Linked DNA regions of Homo sapiens: region 1 is linked to region 2. A link is a contact called in ENCODE Hi-C or POLR2A ChIA-PET data. All regions are on one chromosome and are shown on one strand. The core of a region is the stretch at or near the end of the contact, and the rest is flanking DNA. Distances in the headings are between cores, read along the strand shown. Region 1 holds the start of SLC16A10 (solute carrier family 16 member 10). Region 2 overlaps CDK19 (cyclin dependent kinase 19).

What was found. A loop is a pair of places that touch in the nucleus more often than their neighbours do. ChIA-PET counts read pairs that join two places held with the same protein, here RNA polymerase II (POLR2A). Pooled maps may share reads with other maps.
Region 1: a loop to region 2 is called in a pooled map, with 3 times the contacts of the local background. The contact joins the promoter of SLC16A10 here to the enhancer-like site in region 2. A Hi-C loop is called at or near these places in 4 of 50 pooled maps. POLR2A ChIA-PET finds 5 or more read pairs at or near these places in 2 of 52 experiments (GM12878 and activated naive CD4-positive, alpha-beta T cell).

What each region holds. Positions count from the first base shown.
Region 1 is chr6:111,086,010-111,090,796 of GRCh38, reverse strand. SLC16A10 (solute carrier family 16 member 10) reads right to left here and starts at 3,294. Exons shown (of 6, transcript NM_018593.5): 1 at 2,702-3,294. The coding sequence starts at 3,044. RefSeq lists silencers at 2,724-2,903, 2,934-3,613 and an enhancer at 2,411-2,911.
Region 2 is chr6:110,680,395-110,684,721 of GRCh38, reverse strand. The region is part of intron 2 of CDK19 (cyclin dependent kinase 19); the gene reads left to right. Among named protein-coding and RNA genes, the nearest start is that of CDK19, 130 kb to the left of the region's middle. Within about 2 kb of position 2,192, at least 7 of the 41 ENCODE cell types and tissues checked have a DNase peak (open chromatin) inside an H3K27ac peak, as active enhancers do.

The DNA.
Region 1 (4,787 bases), core at 2,045-4,544, 400 kb before region 2:
TTGGCATGTATTTGAAGCTTGCATATGCTTGATCACAGACGACTCAGCATTCGAATATCAAAGTGAAAAAGTGTGACCAATCAAACTTCAAAGCAGATATTCTCAAATAACAGTGACTGTGGTAGATGAGGGACTTCATGAAACACCTTTGTGTGTGTGTGTGTGCACTGAAGGAAAGAGAAAGGGGTAGGGGACAGGGGAAGAGAGAGAGATCTCAACAATAACTGGCTTAAAGACTATCTTGTAACCATTTTTTCAGCACTAAGTTTAAATCTGTTTTCTTCCTCAGCCCTTAACATCTATCAGTCATATATGTATTACCTAGCACCCAAGTAATGGCCATTGTTCAATCTAGATGCTGTGTTATACAGGGCCATTACAAGTGCATAGGGCCCTTCTGTAGGAATCAGACAAAGGGCACCCAGAGCCCAGGCTGGTTTTCAGTCCCCACTTACCCCTGAGTTGGGCACCCTTGTGCAATGGCACAACCATAAATAGATATACAGCAGTCAGGCAGAGAAACACAAAGATCTTCACACATTTAACTAGCACACCTGTGCAACTGTTTATATGATATATACCCACACATACACAAACATGACTGAAAAAGTTGTCAAAGACTGAACTGAGTAAAAAGAAAAAAGATATTCATCAAAATGGAAAACACAAAGTTCCACAGAGTGCAAAAGAAAAACCAGGTTCCTTCCCTCACTCTCAGCTACCCAGTATTGGGATATTGTGTAGCCAATTAGAACTTTGGGGACAAGTAGTAGGTAGAGACTTTGACACTGCAAAATTCTCATCCCTGGCAAAGCTATGGTCTCTCTGGCAATTGCTCTCTCTCTCTCTCAAAAAAAAAAAAAAAAAAAAAAAAAAAAAAAAAAAAAACCCACCCACAGACACCAAAGGATCTACTTAACTGAATTTGCAAAAACAATGATAAACAAAAGACTGCTGTTATCTTGACTGCATTAAAAAATCTGTAATCCCAGGCAGGAATATGGTAAATGTTGGAACTAGTCTTTAAATGTTAACTCTGTCAATTCTGCCTTCTTTTGGGGCTTTTCTCTCTGACACCCAATACTCATATAGAAAAGACAACAAACTATTTTTGTTTGCTATTATATATGCATATCTCCCCTGCTAAACTTTACAATGATTACTTCCCTTAAATGGTAAGGATATGTTACTACATTTTTAACACTTTTTGTACCTAGCCCATTGACCCGCATACCACAGCAGTTTCAATAGCTATTTAAAGAACAGAAATTCCAGGTTAAAATGGTACCGTATTCACATGCATAACGAGAGTGTACAAGAATATTCATTGCAGCATTGTTTAGAATGAGTTTGGAAGCAATCTAAATGCCCATCAGAGGGAGAATGCATAGAGTATAATATAGTCAAACAATGCAAACCACCTAAGTTAAAATGGAAAGAATTTGAGTTATCAGTTCACACTGAGGTATTATGTGGATAAGTCACAAACATGATGCGGAATGGAAGAAAAGTAAGTTGCAGAATGATACAAATAGTTTAATAGTATTTATGTCAGGTTTTAAAACTCTCAGCATAACCCAGCATTACCTTTGTCTCAGAATTTATTACAGTCTTGCCCATTCCTCATATGCATACTAAAGACCTAAGAAATATTCACTCTAAAAATAATAGAAAATCAAGGTTAAAAAAAAAGACTATTAATCATATAAAGTTACCCCAAATGATGGGGAGGGAGGTTGATTTAGTAATGGAAATCACTTAGCCCTTGAAGTCAGTTGATATGTGTTTTATTGCCATTCTACTACCCACCAAGACACTTTCACTGAGCTACAGTTTTCTCACCCAAATGGGGTTGACCGCGCTCACCTTGCAGGATAAAGTGAAAGAATTTATGTTAAAGTGTCATGCAGAAGGTCTTAGATTTGTTTTTTGCCTAACCAGCCAAAAAGTCATAATAATGCTCTACAGGGAGAAAACGCTGAATCTGCACCTTTTGTATCTAATTTACTATATGGTTAAAAAAAAATGTCAAAAAACACAACAGGAAGAGGGAAGAAGCAACCCTTCACCTTCCTCATCCTAGTCCCTAATCCGGCTGCCTCCCGTGTTTTCTACATTTAACCCAGAGGGCAAAAAAAGGCGGGGGGACGGGAACGCACGGAACCGTGACTCTTGCAGGGCCCCCTTTGGAACTCCAGTGACCTTCGTACAAATCTCTTTCATTCCTCCAAACTCCACCCCCCGCCCCGCCAACATACGCACACCCCTCTGCGGCCCAGGGAGGCAGGTGAAGAACTACATAACTGGCATAGTCACGAAAGAGACCACAAAAATGACAGGGCGATGACTGGGGTTGAAGGTTCTGGGGTTCTGTTTGTTTTCAAACAATAAAAGGAAGGGCTCCTGTGGACTGTTAGCGTCTGCTCTGCTGAGGGGAAAGGAGGACGATCTCGGCAAGTAAGTTCTGCGACCTGCTTGCAAACACACAGCTCTGCAGCTGGATTCCATATAAAGACGGGCACCCCGAGGCCCCAGAAGCGGCAGGCTCTGTCTGCAACTCGAAAGACCCCCCTGCTCGCACCCTCTGGCACAGGGACCCACCGACATGCACACTCGGAGGCAGACACAGCCCACACGCGGGATGCGCTCGGGGGCCCCACGCGGGTCGCCCAGGCTGGCCTCGGCGGGCGCCGCGCCTCACCTGTCTTAAAGACCATCTTGTCATCGTCTTTGGAGCCGAAGGTTTCCAGCATGGACACGAAGAGCACCCCGCAAGCGTTCTGGATGCCGAACACCGACCCGTTGCACCACATGGCCGCCAGCATCACCAGCCAGCCCCAGCCGCCCTCGGGGGGTTCGGGGGGCTCATGGGGCTCCGCGGTCGCCGGCCCCGCCAGCTCCACCTCCACCTTCTCGACAGCCGCCTCGGGGCTGTCCGAGGGTCCCGGGCCGGGCGGCGGAGCGGCCCCCGTGGGCGCGGGGCCGAGCGGCTGCGCCTCGCTCGTGCCCCGCGCGGAGTCCGGCTCCTCCTGGGAGAGCACCATGGCCCGAGGCGGGCCCCTCAGGCGCCGGAGAAGCGCGAGGGACGCGAGTTACCAGCGGGCTCCCGGAGGAGCTGCGGGGCTCCTGGCGGGCTAACGAGGCCGAGGCGAGGGCGGCGGAGCCCCTGGCGGGCGGGCGGGCTGGCAGCGCGCAGGCGGCCAGCGCGCAGGCGGCCGCGAGGACAGCTGGCGCGCGCGAACACCTCGGGGATCGACACTGAAGCCTCTAGGTCACAGCCCCGCACCCCCGACTGAGCCCACTGCCAGCCGCCGGTTCTTAAAAGCACCCCCCGCCCCGCCGGCTGGGGGCGTGGCCGGGAGCGGGACGTGCCCCCACAGCCTCCAGATGATTGGGCCTCGGAGAGCGGAGGCGGGGCGCCCCGCGGCGCGCGGCCCCAGGTGCCCGCGGCAGACGCTGTCTGCGCGCGCGTCTGCGACGGGGCCTCCTCCTGCTCAGAGAGGGGCACAGATGTGTGGGTCACCCCGCCTCAAAGCATGAGCAGAAGGGGCGCGTCTCCTAGGTGCGGGCGCGGTGGGCCTTCAGGAGAGCCACACTGGATCGTTAGCCTCAACTCACCGACACAGCGTCACAGTCACACTAACATTGTCTCGATTGTGTTTGTTTTATGTTTTGGCATTCACCTCTCAGTACTAATTATAATATGTAAGATTCGTTATGCCACCTGGCTTCTTAAATAAGTCATCTGAAGGATCAGAGCCCTTATTTTATTACTTCAGTTCCATTCTCTTGCATTCGTATACAATTTCCTTATGAATATTTGGCACACCAAAGATGCTTATTTTCAGTCCTCACTGGACTGCAATTCCGAAGTCTTCAACCAACAAACATTTTTAACAGACAGCTAGAAAGCATTACTTTTCAACTACATCAGAGTCGTTTTCACTTTAAACAAAAACTAAAACCTGTATTCAACTCCTCTGTCTCCCTGAAGCATGGAGTGCCATCCTATGTAAAAGAAAAGAAGAGTAACCTGCTATGCAATATTGAGGATGCTTCTTAATTTCTGTTATTCGTATTCTTCACTTCAATCAAAGTCAAAATATGCTAGTTACTTGATGTGCCCACCACTGTGATAGAGTACACAGATGAGTGCGATTGATCTCGTTTCTGCCTCTTATCAGTTGATAAACTGGTAGGAAAAAAGAGTCCTGGGAGAGACTAGGAGGCTCAGATGATGTGTTATAATACATGTACAAAAGAGAGAGATGAGATAGTCCCTTAAATTCTCTCCAAACACTGTAGAAGAGCCTCTACAGCAAACAGCCTTTGGCCGAAGCCCTGATTCATACATACGACTTCAGTGGGTCAAGACAGGAAAAGAGCATTCCAGGTAGAGAAAATAGCATAAACTAAGGAAAGCAAGCCGTGCTTGGTTGTGGAATGGGGAACATAGCTCAAGTGTAATCTGCCTTAGAAATGAGGGTAAAATAGTAAACAAAGGAATAGGCACATAAGTGCACAAAAATGTATGTATGAAGATGATACCCCAGTATTGTTGGAAATAAGGAAAATTTGGAAGTATAATGTACATTGGTAGAAGACTGATTAGATACTTACTTTAAAACCTCTAAAAGTTCTGAAGGTCATCTGTATTTATTGACTTTGAAAGTTGTCCACAACATATTATTGGGCAAAGAAAGCACATCGATTATATATTTGCATGCACACAAACAAACACATATGTAAGAATTATCCACGAGTCAGTACTGATGTAAGTAAATGAT
Region 2 (4,327 bases), core at 943-3,442:
ATTCTCTTGGTTGTATTGTATGATGCATCTTGGGAAATTGATGTCAGTTTAGGAGTGACATTAGGGCTAGAGATTGAGATTTGGGATTCTCCATAGAAGGAGCAGCTAAAGCTCAGGTCCATGGGTAAGATGTTAAGAAAAACTGTGGAATGGAGAAGGACAAGAAAACTAGGGACAGAATTTGGAGAATAAGTCGATACTTTTTTCTTTTAAGCCAGAATCTAAATAAGGAATTTTAGGTTAGTTTCACCCACGTCCCCCACCCCTTATTCCCCACCCCCCACCCCACCATTCTATTTCAAGGAGAGAAAAGGATAAATAAGAAGGACATAAACATTTGTTAGTAGTTGATTATCGAAATCCCAAGGGACTGAAAGACTGCCTAGGGTCTTATAGCAATGCAAAATCAACAACAACAACAAAAATAAATAAAGAAGACTACATAGAGTCAAATGCAAATTTCATTTTGTTTAACTGTCAAGGTAGGAAGGTTTTTGACAAGGAGGGTTGCAAGCAAAAGTTTACTTAATGAATCAGTAAATGAGTTAGAATACCCCTCAGAATTCCAGGTAATTAAGATTTTACTTTGTAAACTCTTTGTTTTAGTTTGTATCTGTTTCATTTTTCATATTTAAATTGTGTATATTCAGAGTGCCCTTGATTTATAAGAAGTATATCCAATTTTCTCATGGGATATGTTAATAAAAGATTAAGGCTGGGCATGGTGGCTCATGCCTGTATTCTCGGCACTTTGGGAGGCTGAGGCAGGTGGATCACCTGAGGTCAGGAATTTGAGACTAGCCTGGCCAAGGTGAAACCCCATCTCCACTAAAAAAAAAAAAAATACAAAAAATGAGCTAGACATGGTGGCATGTGTCTGTGATCCCAGCTACTCGGGAGGCTGAGGCAGGAGAATCACTTCAACCCGGGAAGTGGAGGTTGCAGTGAGCTGAGATCACGCCACTGTACTCCAGCCTGGCAACAGAGTGAGACTCTGTCTCCAAAAAAAAAAAAAAAAAAGATTAAATACTTATACTAAAAAAGAATAGGTATGCTCTCATAGTCAAGGAGATGTGAATTTCTTATTTATCGCAAAGCTTACTTGGTTTCAGATATCTCTCTTAGACCAAGTACATGCAGAATTTAAAAGTCAGAGAGAAAATGAAACCAGATTGTTGAAAAATGGGAAAGGAAATAACTTTCATATAGCCATTTTATTATTATAGAAACTACTAAGTGGGTGTTTCATGGACTTTGGCAAGGAAATGCTGTGGCATTTTCCAACTCAGCCTCACTCTCTAAGTATCTCTGATGTCAAAGCTAACCGGAGTGGTTAGCATTGAAATTTTCACTTAAGTACAACAATGACAACAGCCACTGTTTATCAAGAACAATGCCAGGCATTCTACCTGGATTATCCGATTTACTCTTCATAACATTCTTGCAAATAGTGGTGGTTAAAAATGATAATAAAAGCTATAATTTGTCAAATGCTTAATTCGTTCCAAGCATCGTGCTATGTACTTTTTTTTTTTTTTTTTTTTTTTGGAGACAGTCTTGCTCTGTTGCCCAGGCTGGAGTGCAGTGGCACCATCTTGACTCACTGCAACCTCCGCCTCCTGGGTTCAAGTGATTCTCCTGCCTCAGCCTCCCGAGTAGCTGGGACTACAGGCGCCCACCACCATGCCTGGCTAATTTTTGTATTTTTAGTAGAGATTGGGTTTCACCATATTGGCCAGGCTGGTCTCGAACTCCTGACCTCAGGTGATCCACCTGCCTTGGCCTCCCAGAGTGCCAGGATTAGAGGTGTGAGCCACCGTGCCTGGCCCACTGTGCTGTGTATTTAATCTATTTATATTAATTTATTCTTTGTGGAAACTGTTTATGTTTGTAAGTAGACATCTTATTCTTCTATGAGATTCAGAAGAGTTAAGCAACTTGCCTTATGTCTTAACTGCTGCTAGTAAGACAGGATTCAAACTCAGCCTCTGATTCTAAAACCTATATTTTTTGCATTTTACTTACTGCCTCACTGTCATTTCAACTGGGTGGCAAAGGGGAACATTGACCTCCCTGGAGCTTATGACTGGTAACCAGGAAGTGTCACTGAAGTAAAATGAAGCAGAAGATTTAGGGCCACCTTGAACCAGAGCTGTGTTAGTCTGTACAGACCCCTTTTCAGAGTATGAGTGCCACCTGCTGGAAGGTTATGATGAATCTCATGTGTTTATAAAGAGCAGCTTCCAAAAGGCCTGTCGTAGGTGTGAAAGTGTCAACTTTCAAATACTAATTCTTAATTTACAGTTTTAGGAGTATTGGAACATTTTGGAATTAGGCAAATCTCCTATTTGCCATAAAACACCCTACTTCATTTACCTTCAGTTCTTTGGGAAGGGGAAAGAGGTGTTAAGACATTTTAAAAAATGATACTCAGTGCTTTCTAAAATAAAGTCGGTGATACTGTTCTCACTGAGGGGAAAGATTGATGGTCAAATGAATCACACTGTTACTTAAAAGAGATCAAAAAAGAATAGAAAATTGGATTTACTTTGAGATAAGTGAGTAATTGAAGTATAAGAGGATCTTTCCATTCAGAATGCCCTTGAAAAAGGAGTCAGGGACCCATGAGGGCATCATAGACTTGGAGAACAGAAAGTGAAAAGGGAAGAAAGATGTATACATAAAAATACGAATGGATTCTGGAATTTTTAGTCTAGTACAGACTCTCTAAATTGAGTCAGGATCTAGAGAAAGTTTAGAATTCTAACTGTAGATTATTTTACATTTAGGACAGTGAAAAGTGGACACTTTAAAAATAGCTACTTACATGCTTTGAAAGGAGCTCAGATAAAATATTGGCATGTTCATTGAACATTCTTCATTAGGCTCCAGTGGGATCATGTTACTATGCTGTGAGTATCTGGCATGGAAGATGTTATCATATAATATGAGACACAGGAAAATAATGGTCTACTTAATTGCTGTTTAAGTATGATTACACGTATTTGTAGTTGTATGATGTCATGTTGAACAAACATTTGTTAGACAAGAGATTAAAGTCCGTTGGTAAAATCTGATTTTGCCAAGAGATGGGGAAAGTACAAGTATGGCCATCTCCTTTCACTGTGTCCCTTCTCAGATAACCATGTAAAAAGAAGCTGAGATAGTATGATAGTGTCTTATTTTGGTAGGTGGATTTCTGGAAAGTTCTGTCTTCTGGTGTGTGTATGTATTTGTTTTTAAATTATAAGAGTAATGCTCATTGAAGAAAACTTGTAAAATAGAAAAAATAGAAATATAAATTATGCATAATCTCACACCCAGAAATAACTATTGTTAATGTTTTGGCATATTTCTGTTTGTTTTTTGTTTTTTTGAGACAGAGTCTCACTCTGGTGCCCAGGCTGAAGTGCAGTGGTGCGATCTTGGCTCACTGCAACCTCTGTCTCCCGGGTTCAAGCGATTGTCCTGCCTTAGTCTCTCGAGTAGCTGGGACTACAGGCATGCGGTACCACGCTCGGCTGATTTTTGTATTTTTAGTAGAGACGGGGTTTCATCGTGTTGGCCAGGCCAGTCGTGAACTCCTGATCTCAAGACATCAAGTGATCTGCCTGCTTCGGCCTCCCAGACTGCTGGCATTACAGGTGTGAGCCACCACGCCCAGCCCATTTTCTGTTATTTATATCTCTTTATATTTTATTTTATTTTATTTATTTATTTATTTTGAGACAGAGTCTCACTCTGTTGCCCAGGCTGGAGTGCAGTGGGACGATCTCTGCTCACTGCAACTTCTGCTTCCCAGGTTCAAGTGATTCTCCTGCCTCAGCCTCCTGAGTAGCTGGGATTACAGGCATATACCACCACACGTGGCTAATTTTTGTATTTTTAGTAGGGACGGGGTTTTGCCATGTTGTCCAGGCTGGCCTCGAACTCCTGGCTTCAAGTGATCTGTCCACCTCGGCCTCCCAAAGTGCTGGGATAACAGGTGTGAGCCACTGCACCCAGCCTGTGGTCCTTTTACATTATATCACAACGTTATAGTCTTTCCTCGAGTAATTAAAATATTTTAGTATATATATTTGAGGCTACAATATGTGGCTATTTACCATAATTTACTTATCAGTTTTCTTATTATTGAACATTTAGGTTGTTTACTGTTGTTGTTCATTTGTTTCTTTCAGTAAACAACAGTAGGAAAGTTAACTTCTTTGTTTTTTTCAGTAAACAGAGGTAGTGAATACACTCTTGTGTGATGTTTATCTAGAGCCTAGCATTTTCTTAGTAAACTGGCCTTGGACATAACTACTAATAAGGTTAATATCTGCTT